Linked DNA regions of Homo sapiens: region 1 is linked to region 2. The links are chromatin loops, found by intact Hi-C in ENCODE. Cell type or tissue: endothelial cell of umbilical vein. All regions are shown on one strand. Links, peaks and the distances in the headings refer to the core of each region. The heading gives the core; the rest is flanking DNA.

Region 1 (7,325 bases), core at 1,445-6,444, 53 kb before region 2:
TCGGGTGGCCCTGTCTGGGCATAACAGAAGGCTCGCACTCTTGTCTTCTGGTCACCCCTCACTATGTCCCCTCAGCTCCTATCTCTGTATGGCCTGGTTTTTCCTAGGTTATGATTATACAGTGAGGATTATTATAATATTGGAATAAAGAGTAATTGCTACAAACTAATGATTAATAATGTTCGTATATAATCATATCTATGATCTATATCTAGTATAACTATTCTTATTGTATATATTTTCTTCATTACACTGGAAGAGCTCGTGCCCTCGGTCTCTTGCCTCGGCACCTGGGCGGCTTGCCGCCCACATGCACCCCACCCCGTCTTGCCAGAGACTGCAGCCTCTGGGGTGAACCTCCCACCTGGGTATCAGGCCCCTGCTGGTGACAATGTGAAGGTGGTTGGGGGTGCCGGGAGACAGGAGCTGAATTGTGGGTGAGGATCCCCCCCAACTGGGAGAGCTCGCAGCCCTGGCAGTTCCCTGATCCTCAGGAGTCCCCTCTGCTTGTCGGGCATCTCGGGGGTTCTTTCTGCTGCTGTTTCCCCAACCTGGTGGTGGAAGGCCTGGCACAGCGGCTCCAGGTCACATGGGCAGGAAAACAGGACAGAGGAGCAGCCACCAGTGCAGCTGTGCCTGCGGCCGGACACACTGACCACCCCAATGTCCAGCGCTGGGGCGGGTCTCTCTGTGCTGTGGGTGGGAGCGTCGAAACGCGGAAGGGGCTCCTCTCCTGGGTGCCAGGTCGGGGCTGCCCCGCAGCGCCCGCCAGACCTCCCTCTCTGAACCTGTGGGCACTGGGGGTCCTCAGCCACTGAAGGGAGAGCCAGGAGTCCTGTCACTTCCCCCGTGCCCATCCCCAGCACTTTTGGAGGGACCTGGAGAAGGAGGGGAGGGGCCCGGCCACAGGGCAGTGGTGCAGCCCCTGGAGTCTCAGCGGTTGCCCTGCCTGCAGCAAGGGTGCTGGGGCTACTGGTGCCTCCCCAGCCTGTCCTGGACTCCGGTGATGTGCTGCCCCAGAAACACACGTGGAGGACCCCAGGAGGAGCCCCATCTTGCAGCCCATGGTAAATGGGGCAGATGGGGTCACGGCGCTGCCGACCCCCAGCTCGGGGGTCCAGGGTGCTGCCTCAGCTCCCCTGGGAGGGAGGGAAGGAGGGAACAGGTCCGTCCCGGCGGTCCCCACCCTCCTGAGAGCGAGTTGCTGCCGGTTCATGCCCAGGGTCAGGGTCGGGGTCAGGGTGGACGTGGGCACAGCCGCAGTGGCAGATTCTGCCTCTCTGAAACCTGGGCCCAGGGGTGCGAGACACCCCTCAACCCCCTACCCCCCACCGTGCCTCTGAGCTGCTGGATATGAGCCTATTGCTTCGTGTCGGGGAAGAAGCAGGAGAGAATTATCTGATCCATGAGGAACAACCAGGGAAGAGCCAGGACAGACCCCGGGCCTCCTGCCAGTGCCCTAAGGAAGACCCCTCCCCAGCTGCGGAGCGGAGGCCAGGTCCTCGGTCCCGGTGGGGAGCGAGAGGCAGCAGTGGGTAAACGCCAGTGGAGGGGGCGGGCCAGGGGGCCCAGGCTGGAGAGAACTTTGAAGGCAGCTTTCCAGAGCCCCAAAACCTCCATCAGGTAAGGGTGGTCTGGGGTGGAGGTGGTCTGGGGTGGAGGTGGTCTGGGGTGGGATGGGCTGGGGTGGAGGTGGTTTGGTTGGAGGTGGTCTGGGGTGGAGGTGGTTTGGGGTGGGGTGGTCTGGGGTGGAGTGGTCTTGGGTGGGATGGGCTGGGGTGGAGGTGGTTTGGTTGGAGGTGGTCTGGGGTGGGATGGTCTGAGGTTGGAGGTGGTCTGGTGTTGGAGATGGTATGGGGTGGGGTGGTCTCGGGTGGAGGTGGTTTGGGGTGGAGTGGTCTGGGGTGGGATGGGCTGGGGTGGAGGTGGTTTGGTTGGAGGTGGTCTGGTGTTGGAGATGGTATGGGGTGGAGGTGGTCTCGGGTGGAGGTGGTCTGGGGTGGAGATGGTCTGGGGTGGAGTGGTCTGGGGTGGAAGTGGTCTGGGGTGGGATGGTCTGAGGGTGGGGGTGGTCTGGGGATGGGTGATCTAGGGGTGGAGGACATCTGCGGTGGAGGTGGCCTGAGGTGGGGTGGTCTCGGGTGCAAGTGGTCTGGGGTGCGGTGGCCTGGGGGTGAGGTTGTCTGGGGTGAAGGTAGTCTGGGGTGGAGGTGGTCTGGGGTAGGGTGGTCTGGGGTGGAGGTGGTCTGGGGTGGAGGTGGTCTGGGGTGTGATGGTCTGAGGTTGGAGGTGGTCTCAAGTGGAGGTGGTCTGGTGTTGGAGGTGGTATGGGGTGGGGTGGTCTCGGGTGGAGGTGGTCTGGGAGTGGAGGTGGTCTGGGCTGGAAGTGGTTTGTTTGCCTGCATTCCAGCTGAAAACAAGTTCAGACAACTTCAAGGCTGGGATGAGATGAGACAGAACGAGGCCCTTTCATAATTTCATCTAAACACGGACAAATCAAGATCCCGGTGCCAGCCATGAAATGCCAAACCTCCCCTTCTCTCTGCTAACAGGAGCTGGGCCTTGCCTGGGGTCAGACTTTTGCCAGCTGGTCATGCGGGCTCCAGCTTTCTGACAGCCTCCAACCCGGGGTGACCCCCAACCACCCAGCCACAGCCCAGTCCTACAGAGGGTCTTCCTGACGCTCCTCCTGCGACCCCGCGGTGCCCGTGGTGTGTGTGGCCACGTGGTGAGTCGTAGCCCAACCTTTCAACCACAGGCAGCTCCTGGGGCTCTGGCTGGACAGAGACGCCAGGGTCAAGAGGCAGGTGAAGGCTGAGGGTGCTCGGGAGTGGCCAGGGACGGTTCTGAGCATGGCAGTTCTTCCCCACTTCCCCAGGTACCGGCAGGAGTTACTACAGCCACTTTCCACGTGTCTGGGACTCCCCCACGCGTGACCAACTCCCCAGGAAAATGAGATGGCTACAGGCCTCAATCAATCCATTAAAGAAAAGTTTCAGGAAATAGAAACATTATTAACCACAAGCAGAGGGCTGAGGAACTAAGAAATAGCTCTGGATAAGAAGACACGCAGGGCCCAAGCTGCAGGTCCAGCGAGAGGGACGACAGTGGGCGAAGTTCCGAGAAGCCCCTTCCCTGAGGCTCCCACTCCTGTGGGAAGATGGAAGTGGCCCGGGCCGGTGGGGGAGCCCGGCGGGATGCCAGGGCTGCACTGGGCACTGCAGGGGAGCTAGGGCCGGGGGGGGCTCCATGCGAGATGAAAGCTGCCCACCGCTGGCACAGGACTAAGGGCTGTGCACAGCACGGGAAGACCCTCCCTTTAAGAGTTTCTCCCGATGCCCTCTTCCCCCTGCAGCCCTCCTCTGCTCCCCGAGTTCCAAACACACCAGGACGGAGCCTGTTTGAGCCTGGAGCCCTCTGCATTGCTCTGCTGCAGGCTATAAAGCAAAATGCAAAACGCAACGTGCATCCCGTCCAGTTCACGTATTTCTACCATGTTTGGGTGTTTTTAAGGGTCCCGCTTCATTTTTATCCTAAAGCCAGTGGCAGCCACTCAATCTTTGGAGACTGGGGCTGTCGCCTGCATCCGCGGTTGGAGTTTGCCAGACACCTGGCGCCTTGGGCCACCTCTGGGCTCCAGAACCTGCAACCCTGGGCACACGGCTCTCCCGCCGTCTTGCCACAGTGCCCCCTGGCGGCCCTGCTGAGTCAAGCCGGCTTCCTGTCTTCCCAGACTGGGCTCTTCCCTGAAACCCGGGAGGGAAAGGTGAGACTTTCAGCCCCTCTGCCCAGAGCTGCTCAGGATGGCTTGGAGCCCTGCACGTATTTGGCAAATATTTACTGTGTGTGCACTATGTGCCTGGCACTGTCATTGAACCAGAGGGTAGAACAATGACCAAAACCAGGTACACCTGTTCTCAGGGCTCCAACCTTCTGGGGAGGGATGGACACAGCAAAGGGGTGTCTGTGAGGTGACACAGTGAAGGGGCGTCTGTGAGGTGACACGTCGAAGGAACGCAAGCAAGGAGACGGAAAGAGGGAGCTGCTAGTTTACACGGGCGCTGGCGAACATAAACGTTTGTGTTTAAGTACAAAGAAAATGGTTGCAGCTGTGCAGGCCTCGGGGGTTCACACTGGGACGATGACCACGGCTGCAGCCTGGTGCCCCCCAGCTTGGGGAAAAGAAGGAAATGAAGAGCAGGGTGCAAGCTCAGATCGAGACGGCCCAAACCCAAGAAGCCAAAAGTGTATTGGGGTGCAAGCTATGCTTTACGCTCTTATGCATTCTTCTTCCATTTGTAAAAAAGTTTGGACATGCAGAGAATCTGCGTTTGGTGCCTTTCAAATCGAGGGAATAAAAGGTCCCGCCTCCACGGGCTGGGAGAGCCTCACACACAACACACAAGGTGATGACTGATTTCTCCTTTTCTGCAAGGAATTTCCTCACTTTCTCTTCCCAGCTCAGGAATGAGCCTTAGGAAGAGGCAGAGGTCGAACCATTTGGTTCAAGCAAGGCCCGGGGTCCGAGAGGGAGGCCTAGCTGGAGGAGATTGGGCGTTGGGAGGGGTGGGGGAGACACCGCAGGTGACCGGAGCCCCCTCCTCAGCACAGCCCCTAGCTCAGGCCCCTGAAGCTCTCTGGGTGGAGGCTGCAATCGTTACTATAAAACCATTGTCTTAGAGAGCAGGCGCCTTCCGCCCCTGGCATGGTGCCGAATAGAGATGTGATTTCGCTTTAGATATGAACGTGCACATTTGCAGGAAAACCTAATTATGGGCGTGCCTGTGTTTATACTGTATGAAGGGCTTCTCCATCTGTCGCCGTTCTATTGTTACTGTATCAGGCATTGATGGTTTATTAATACCTTTTCCGCAACATGGAGAAAACAGATGATGTTTTCCCCCGTGTCTGTCATTACTACGGTGAGTGTTTTATTGTTGGTTTGGTTTTTTGTTGTTGTTTTTCTTGAGACGCCCAAGCTAGAGTGCTATGGCGTGATCTGGGCTCACTGCAACCTCTGCCTCCTGGGTTCAAGCAGTTCTCCTGCCTCAGCCTGCCGAATAGCTGGGATTACAAGCACCTGCCACCACGCCTGGCTAATTTTTGTATTTTTAGTAGAGACAGGGTTTTGCAATGTTGGCCAGGCTTGTCTTGAACTCTTGACTTCAGGTGATCCACCTGCCTCAGCCTCCCAAAGTGCTGGGATTACAAGCATGAGCCACCACATGCAGCCTCATTTATGTCTGGTATTATTTACAATATCAGGCACATTTGCTTTCTTGATGTCAACCCTTCGTTGCCACGATGCATCATTGTGCAAATCTGATGCTGGGTCTGATTTGCCAATCTCTTGTTTATTTGTCAGCAGCCTGTGGTGGAGCCCAGCCCAGGGTCGGGGGCGAGAGTGTGGCAGGGTCAGGTGAGGACCCGGGAGGGGTCCGAGGAGCTGGGCCCTGGAGAGGGAGAGAGATAGGCCAGACACAGAAATGGTGGGACTCCTGGTTCAAAAGGTAGCAAAAGGCTGGGTGTGGTGGCTCACACCTGTAACCCCAGCACTTTAGGAGGCTGAGGTGGGCAGATCACGAGGTCAGGAGTTCGAGACCAGCCTAGCCAAAATGGTGAAACCCTGTCTCTACCAAAAATACAAAAATTAATCAGGGGTGGTGGCGTGTGCCTGTAATCCCAGCTATTCCGGACACTGAGGCAGGAGAATTGCTTGAACCTAGGAGGTGGAAGTTGCCGTGAGCCAAGATTGTGCCAGTGCACTCCAGCCTGGGGGAAATAGCAAGACTCTGTCTTGGGACAAAAAAAAAGCAGCAAAAAACCACAGTGAAAGCTTTCCCCTTTAGGAATGATTTTATCACTTACACAATAAATAGGGGTGATAGTGGTGCCAAGTAACAACACCAATTTACAAACTACAAAACAATAATTTTTGGATTCAGAATTTTATATAATAAATAATATTTTATTAATAGGATGTTTATGATTTTTCCAATTTTTTCTGCAAATTCATTTATTAGATCATCAAAATGGATACTTCAGAAATTTCATTTTCGGTTTTGACATAACTGAAAGTTATTTCAGTCTTTTTTGGCAAATGCAAGATCTCAAATAATTTTTGATGACCTTTGAGAAGAATCTTTGTGCTGATACAGCTGTTATTGGAGCAGTAAAGGTATCTTACAGGCTGTGACAACATTAGGATTAGTTTCTGATAAATTGTTTTAAATGATAAATGTCAGCGCATGTAGACCTGGTGATTCTTGTGGAGAAATTTTTTTTAAAAAAATTAATTCTTCAAAGAAATCAGTTTCATGGGAGTCTAAATTATTTTTTAATAAGCTTTATTTTTGGAATTGTTTTAGATTTACAGAAAAATTGCAAAGCAAGTTTCCATACACCTTACACCCAGCTTCCCCCATTATTAGTATCTTACTTCAGTATGGTATGTTTCTTACAATTAGAGAACCAATATTGGGCCAGGCGTGGTAGCTCACACCTGTAATCCCAGCACTTTGGGAGCCTGAGGCGGAAGGATCACTTGAGGTCAGGAGTTGGAGACCAGCCTGGCCAACATGGTGAAACCCTGTCTCTACTAAAATACAAAAATTAGCTGGACGTCGTGGCTGGCGCCTGTAATCCCAGCTACTCAGGAGGCTAAGGCAGGAGAATCGCTTGAACCCAAGAGGTGGAGGTTGCAGTGAACTGAGATCATACCACTGCACTCCTGCCTGGGCCACAGAACAAGACTCTGTCTGAAGAAAAAACTAAACTAAACTAAACTAAAAACTAAATAATGACCAAGTACGGTGGCTCACGCCTGTTATCCCAGCACTTTGGGAGGCTGAAGCAGGCGGATCACTTGAGGTCAAGAGTTCGAGACCAGCCTGGCCAACATGGCAAAACCCCGTCTCTACTAAAAATACAAAAATTAGCCAGGCGTGGTGGTGGACCCCTGTAATCCCAACTATGCAGCAGGCTGAAGGAGGAGAACTGCTTGAACCTGAGAGACAGATGTTGCAGTGAGCCGAGATCACGCCACTGTACTCTAGCCTGGGTGACAGAGCGAGACTCCATCTCAAAAAAAAAATTAAAATAAAATAAAATAGAGAACCAATATTGATACATTATTATTAACTAAAGTCCACACTTTGTTCTTCTCTCATTAGCATTTACGTGCTGGTCCGTTTCTGTCCCAGGGCCCCACCCAGGGTCCCACGTGACATTCCCTTGTCCGTCTCCCTGGGCTCCTCTGGGCGGTGACCGTTTCCCAGGCTCTCCTTGTTGGTGGTGACCTGGAGGGTTCAGAGGACTGCTCAGGT
Region 2 (7,325 bases), core at 939-5,938:
AAATGTGCAAGCCAGCTTCCACAGCAGACATGGAAGGCCAGGGACTCCAGCCTGCACAGCAGACACAGAAGGCCAGGCAGCTCCAGCTTCCACAGTAGACACGGAAGACCAGGACTCCAGCTTTCACAGCGGACACAGAAGGCCAGAGACTCCAGCTTCCACAGCAGACTCAGAAGGCTGGGGACTCCAGCGGAGGGGCAGAGAAAGTGACAGCAGCAACAGACGAAACAGCCGCCAGTGACACCTTTCAAGCACTGAGGAATTTTGTGCCAACCAAAGCATTATTCAAAAGTGAGGGCAGGCCAGGCATAGTGGCTCACGTCTGTAATCCCAGCACTTTGGGAGGCCAAGGTGGGAGGGTTGCTTGAGCCAAGGAACTCTAGACCAGCTTGGGCAACTTAGAGAGACCCCATCTCTACACAGAAATTAAAATTAGCTGAGTGTGATGGTGTGCCTTTGTCATCCCAGCTGCTGGGGAGGCTGAGGAGAAAGGATGGCTTGAGCCCAGGAGCAGGAAACAAGCCACCTCCATGTGAAAATGCAGGCTGTCTACTGATGAATGCTCGGGAGGAGCAGGAAACAAGCCACCTCCATGTGAAAATGCAGGCTGTCTACTGATGAATGCTCGGGAGGAGCAGGAAACAAGCCACCTCCATGTGAAAATGCAGGCTGTCTACTGATGAATGCTCGGGAGGAGCAGGAAACAAGCCACCTCCATGTGAAAATGCAGGCTGTCTACTGATGAATGCTCGGGAGGAGCAGGAAACAAGCCACCTCCATGTGAAAATGCAGGCTGTCTACTGATGAATGCTCAGGAGGAGCAGGAAACAAGCCACCTCCATGTAAAAATGCAGACTGTCTACTGATGAATGCTTGTGAGGGAACTTCCGGAGGATGTTTTCAGGAAGAAGGAAGCTGAGCCCGGAAGGAAGAAGTATGGTGTAAGCAAGAACCACGCCTAGAGTTGTTGGTGGATGTGTGGCAAGTTTAAGCAAATACTGACTATAAATAAACAATGATGAGCAATGTGAGAGGAGCTAAGACGCTGGAGAAACTCCCACAGCTGACACCGGAGGGGCTGGGCAGGGGAAGAAGCTGTCCCCAGCTCCCTGCACAACTCTCAGCAGGGGAGGAATAGAGGGCCATCACGTGTAGACAACATTTGTTTAAAAATACACATGAAATGCATAAGGTTGCTGCTAAAAACAGGAATAGTGTATATAACTTCTAAGTCAGTCAAAGCAAAACAAAATAAAAACAAAAACAGAACCTTAAAAACTCCATCTAAAAGAAGAGGGGAAGGAAGCACTACCACAGGATGGTGAAATGCAAAGGGTGGTGGGAAGCAGCCCACGTATGTCAGAAATCACAGCAAACCCCACAGGCTTAGCTCATCGGGTAAAGAACAGAGACCCCAAAATATGGGAGCTTTTAAAGCAGCCCCACAGTAGTTACCTCACCCAGAAGCTTGCAGAAAGGCTGAAAGAAGCTGAATGAAAATGACTGCAGAAAAGGGAGGGAGGGAGGGAGGGAAGGAAGGAGGGACAGATAGAAAGCCCAGATGGCAGTGACTCTCTATCGCACGCCTCCTGGCCTGACAGTCCACGTCCAGCAGACAGTCACGCACCCCAGCACCCGCATGTTTAGAAAGTGCAAAAAGAACAATGGAGAAAATAAAGATATGAGCAGAACTAAATAAAAATGTTTAACACATACAACAAACAGAATCAACAAAATCAAAAGCTGGTCTTTCAAAAGACAAAGAAAATCAACAATATTTAGCAAAACCAATGAGGAAAAAAAGGGTCGGGCAGGAGAAAGAGCATGTATAACCTGAAGCAGGGATGAAAAACGGCAAATAGGCTGGGCACGGTGGCTCACGCCTGTAATCCCAGCACCGTGGGAGGCCAAGGCAGGTGGATCACCTGAAGCCAGGAGTTCGAGACCAGGCTGGCCAACATGGCAAAACCCTATCTCTACTAAAAATACAAAAATTAGCCAGGCATGATAGCAGGTGCCTATAATCCCAGCTACTCGGGAGGCTAAGGCAGGAGAATTACTTGAACCCGGGAGGCAGAGGTTGTGGTGAGCCGAGATCACACCACTGTACTCCAGCCTGGGTGACAGAGTGAGACCCTGCCATAAAAAAAAAAGAAAGAAAAGAAAGCAAATAATGACAAATTTAGCAGCTATTAAAAATAACAGGCTACTAAGCCAGGCGTGGTGGCACACGGTAGGGATTTGTAGTAGTCAAATGTGGTAGTCTGTAGTAGTCCCAGCTACTTCAGAGGCTGAGGACCACTTGAGGCCAGGCGTGAGTTCGAGACTGCAGTGAGCTATGATGGTGCCTGTGAACGGCCACTGCACCCCAGCCTGGACAACATAGCAAGATCCCATCTTCAAAAACAGAGGCAACTATGAAAAGTACATCCCAATAAATTTGAAAAACTTAGAATAAATGACATCTATGTTAAGAAGAAACACAGGAGGATGAGGCAGGAGAATTGCTTGAACTCGGAGGCAGAGGTTGCAGTGAGCCGAGATCACACCACTGCACTCCAGCCTGCGCAACAGAGCGAGACTCTGTCTCAAAAAAAAAAAAAAAAAAAAGAAGAAGAAGAAGAAGAAGAAACAAAAGGCTGGGCGCTGTGGCTCTCGCCTGTAATCCCAGCACTTTGGGAGGCTGAGGCAGGTGGATCATGAGGTCAGGAGACCAGCCTGGCCAACACGGTGAAACCCTGTCTCTACTAAAAATACAAAAATTAGCTGGGTGTGGTGGCACGTGCCTGTAATCCCAGGGGAGACTGAAGCAGGAGAATTGCTCAAACCAGGGAGTCAGAGGCTGCAGTGAGCCGAGACCATGCCACTGCACTCCAGCCTGGCAACAGAGCAAGACTCCATCTCAAAATAAAAGAATCCAGAAAATTCAAAGAACTTCAGACACCAATAAAAATAATAATGATCTTGGCCAGGTGTGGTGGCTCACACCTGTAATCCCAGCACTCTGGGAGGCCGAGGTGGGTGGATCACTTGAGGTCAGGAGTTCAAGACCAGCCTGACCAACATGGTGAAACCTTGACTCTACTAAAAATACAAAAATTAGCCAGGTGTGGTAGCACATGCCCGTAATCCCAGATACTCGGGAGGCTGAGGCAGGAGAATTGCTCGAGCATGGAAAGCGGAGGTTGCAGTGAGCCGAAATCGCACCATTGCGCTACAGCCTGGGAGACAGAGCAAGACTCTCCATCTCAAAAATTAATAATAATAACTATCTCAATTTTGTAAAGTGGGCCAAGGACGTGAAATTAACGAGACTCTAATGACAGGTGACCATATGGAAAGAGGCACAGCATGGCTAGTAACCAGGAAGAGGGAATATTAAACCACAGTGTGTAACACTGTGTTACACACCCACATGAAGGGTGTAAGTTGACAGTTGCAAGTTTTGGTGGGGGTGCCAGGAAACAGGAGCTCTCTGGCAATGCTGGTTGGACAGCAGCTGGCTGGGGGGATCCCTTGGGAAGACAGCTTGGTAACAAGAACCTCCTGACTTTCAGGCACCCACACCTGCAGGAGGGGTTTTGGGCAAGAAAGTTGCAGCTTGCTTGAAATAGCAACAAAAAGGAAACAAAAGGTCCATCAACAAGTAAATGGATAAGTCAATGTATATTTAGAAATCAGAGAAAACAAATAAATTAAAACCATATGTATCCCTAGAGAAAATCTCTTTAGCCTAACACCTATTTTTTTCAAAAGCAATTTACAGAAAGAGAAATACAGTGTAATACCCATTACATAAAGTTTTCAGCATGTAAAATTTTTTTTTCTTTTTTCTTTTCTTTTTTTTTTTTTTTTTTTGAGATAGAGTCTCACTCTGTTGCCCAGGCTGGAGTGCAATGGCGTGATTTCAGCTCACTGCAACCACTGCCTCCCAGGTTCAAGCGATTCTCCTGCCTCAGCCTCCCGAATAGCTGGGATTACAGGCACATGCCACCATACCTGGTTAATTTTTGTATTTTTAGTAAAGACGAGGTTTCACCATGTTAGTGAGGCTGGTCTCAAACTCCTGGACTCAAATGATCCGCCCACCTCAGCCTCCCAAAGTGCTGAAATTACAGGTGTGAGCCACCGCGCCTGGCCACAAAACATTTTTAAAGGAACATACATATTAAGTAGGAGTGTGAGGACCTTCATGAGAGTGGTGAATTCCAAATTCAAGAAATTATTAGGGTGGGACAGAAACAATATGGAGAGATGGAGGAACAGAGACTTCATTTATTTATGCCATTTTTTCCCAAGTTGAGTAGGGTTTTTTTTTACATTTTTTAAATATATTACTCTTTATACCATCGTTCAACTAAAATAGATCACTTTTTTTTTTTTTTTGAGACAGAGTCCCGCTCTGTTGCCCACACTAGAGTGCAGTGGTGTGATCTCTGCTCACTGCAACCTTCACCTCTGGGTTCAAGCCATTCTCCTGCCTCAGCCTCCCAAGTAGCTGGAGTTACAAGCATGCACCACCATGCCTGGCTAATTTTTGTATTTTTAGTAGAGATGGGGTTTTGCCATGTTGGGCAGGCTGGTCTCCAACTCCTGACCTCAAATGATCCACCTGCCTCGGCCTCCCAAAGTGCTGGGATTACAGATGTGAGCCACCACACCCAGTTAATTTTTGTGTTTTTAGTAGACACGAGATTTCACCATTTTGGCCAGGCTGGTCTCCAACCCCTCACCTCAAGTGATCCACCTGCCTAGGCCTCCCAAAGTGCTGAGATTACAGGTGTGAGCCACCATGCCCAGCCTAAAATAGATGCTTTTGTAAATCCAGTGTGACTCTGGAGTCAACAGGGAGAGGCTAGACCCTTGGGGGCCTCCATTAAGTCTGGACACAGATTCAGCAAGAGAGCAGCAGCCCACTGAGCAGCCCATACACCAAGGGGCGGATTTCTAGAGGAAACAAGAAAAAGGGGCCCTAAAAATGGCACAAACAGGAACCAGGAAATGTGTGCCCAGCCTCACACATGACCCTGGGCAGGGATATAAAGGGTCCAGGCTCAGGGAGCTCCACACCTGCACCTCCCTCTCACCTGCTCCTCTACCTGCTCCACCCTCAATCCACCAGAACCATGGGCTGTTGCGGCTGCTCCGGAGGCTGTGGCTCCAGCTGTGGGGGCTGTGGCTCCGGCTGTGGGGGCTGTGGCTCCGGCTGTGGGGGCTGTGGCTCTGGCTGTGGAGGTTCTGGCTCCAGCTGCTGTGTGCCCGTCTGCTGCTGCAAGCCCGTGTGCTGCCGTGTGCCAACCTGTTCCTGCTCCAGCTGTGGCAAAGGGGGCTGTGGCTCTTCTGGGGGCTCCAAGGGGGGCTGTGGCTCCTGTGGAGGCTGCAAGGGGGGCTGTGGCTCTTGTGGGGGATCCAAGGGGGGTTGTGGCTCCTGTGGGGGCTCCAAGGGGGGCTGTGGCTCTTGTGGGGGATCCAAGGGTGGCTGTGGTTCCGGCTGTGGGGGATGTGGCTCCAGCTGCTGTGTGCCTGTCTGCTGCTGCAAGCCCATGTGCTGCTGTGTGCCAGCTTGTTCCTGCTCCAGCTGTGGCAAAGGGGGCTGTGGCTCCTGTGGGTGCTCCAAGGGGGCCTGTGGTTCTTGTGGGGGCTCCAAGGGGGGCTGTGGCTCCTGTGGAGGCTGCAAGGGGGGCTGCGGTTCTTGTGGGGGATCCAAGGGGGGTTGTGGCTCCGGCTGTGGGGGCTGTGGCTCCGGCTGCGGTGTGCCCGTGTGTTGCTGTTCCTGTTCCAGTTGTGGCTCTTGCGCGGGGTCTAAGGGAGGCTGCGGGTCATCCTGCTCCCAGTGCAGTTGCTGTAAGCCCTGCTGCTGTTCCTCAGGCTGTGGGTCATCCTGTTGCCAATCCAGCTGCTGCAAGCCCTGCTGCTCCCAGTCCAGTTGCTGTGTCCCCGTGTGCTGCCAGTGCAAGATCTGATTTCTGGCTTTGCAGGACTCTTACCATGGCCAGGCATTCCTGCCCAGCCTTTACCTCCTTTTCCTGGCACCCAGTGAGCCAGACTCTCCTTCCCCACCCACTACCCTATCTCCCACCCTCCTGCCTTGCCAAGCATGAACACTTCTCTTTGACCTTCTACCAAGAAATGCCATGGGCCCATGCATCCAAGAAGAATGACTTTCAAGGCCTCCCTTCCAGGCATCTGGAGACCAGCCCCCCACCGCCCCAGCCACCTGCAGCAAATGCCTATCCGCAAGCCCTGCCTGCTGGCACCACATCCAGCACGGACAGCCCTGCAGGACAGCCCAGGGTGCTTGCTCACTCTGCAGTCACTAGGAGTTCAGATCTCTGTCCTTTAAACATCCAATAAACCGCTCACCCCAGCACCCCATAGCTGTCTTGGTATATTTATGTTTATTTCCCTCTCGAGGCAGGTGGGGGGCATCTGTGGCTACACTGGGTCCCCTGGGAACCACACACACACACACACACACACACACACACACACACACCGGCCCTGAACCAAACCGGAGCAGGCAGGTGGGCGCCCTGGCCAGCAGGGATCCTGGATACATGGTGGCGGTCAGAGGCAGGAGCACCAGCAGCCACCTGGCTCAGCCCCTTGCCGTGCAGCCTCTACCACACCCTCTCAGCATCTGGCTCAGGGCGGGGGTGCCTTGCCTTGATCAGGCAAAAGCAATCACTAGGGGGTCATCATGGCCTGTTACCACGCGGTCTTATTCTCTTTGGGCTGATGTAACAGAACACCATGGACTGGCATGTACAACAGAAGTGTATTTCTCAGGGTTCTGGAAGCTGGCAGTCTGAATTAAAGATGCCGGCGGCCAGGTGCGGTGGCTCATGCCTGTAATCCCAGCACTTTGGGAGGCCGAGGGGGGCGGATCACCAGGTCAGGAGATTGAGACCATCCTGGCTAACACGGTGAAACCCCCCTCTCTACTAAAAATACAAAAATTTAGCCGGGCATGGTGGCAGGCGCCTGTAGTCCCAGCTACTCAGGAGACTGAGGCAGGAGAATGGTGTGAACCCGGGAGGCGGAGGCTGCAGTGAGCCGAGATCGCGCCACTGCACTCCAGCCTGGGCTACAGAGCAAGATTCCGTCTCAAAAAAAACAAAAAACAAACAAAAAAAGCCAGAAGAATGCAAATATGACATTCCAGAGGGGATGTATATGGAAGGTCAGCAATCCCATTGCAGCAACCAGAGAAGGCCACATTAATTACAGAACTCAGATGGTAAAATAAATAAATAAATAAATAAATAAATAAATAAATAAATAACTTCAGGAAATCCTACCGTATGTATCTTACCACAATTTTT

What was found. A loop is a pair of places that touch in the nucleus more often than their neighbours do. Peaks named below come from ENCODE experiments on the same cell type or tissue, not always from the same donor. Only the 100,000 strongest peaks of a DNase experiment are listed, where the experiment ranks them.
Region 1: it touches region 2 in a loop (6-fold over the local background); 14 of 110 quality-filtered maps call a loop at or near these places.

The regions. Positions count from the first base shown.
Region 1 is chr11:1,636,655-1,643,979 of GRCh38, reverse strand. No RefSeq gene overlaps it. Among named protein-coding and RNA genes, the nearest start is that of KRTAP5-5, 11 kb to the right of the region's middle. In endothelial cell of umbilical vein, for the core only: a CTCF peak has its summit at 3,695 (motif pointing left); a DNase peak (open chromatin) is centred at 4,739.
Region 2 is chr11:1,583,051-1,590,375 of GRCh38, reverse strand. It overlaps KRTAP5-1 (keratin associated protein 5-1), which reads left to right and starts at 5,093. Exons shown (of 1, transcript NM_001005922.1): 1 at 5,093-6,034. The coding sequence starts at 5,127. The coding sequence ends at 5,963. The region is part of intron 1 of KRTAP5-AS1 (KRTAP5-1/KRTAP5-2 antisense RNA 1); the gene reads right to left. In endothelial cell of umbilical vein, for the core only: no CTCF peak of the experiment used is centred there; no DNase peak of the experiment used is centred there.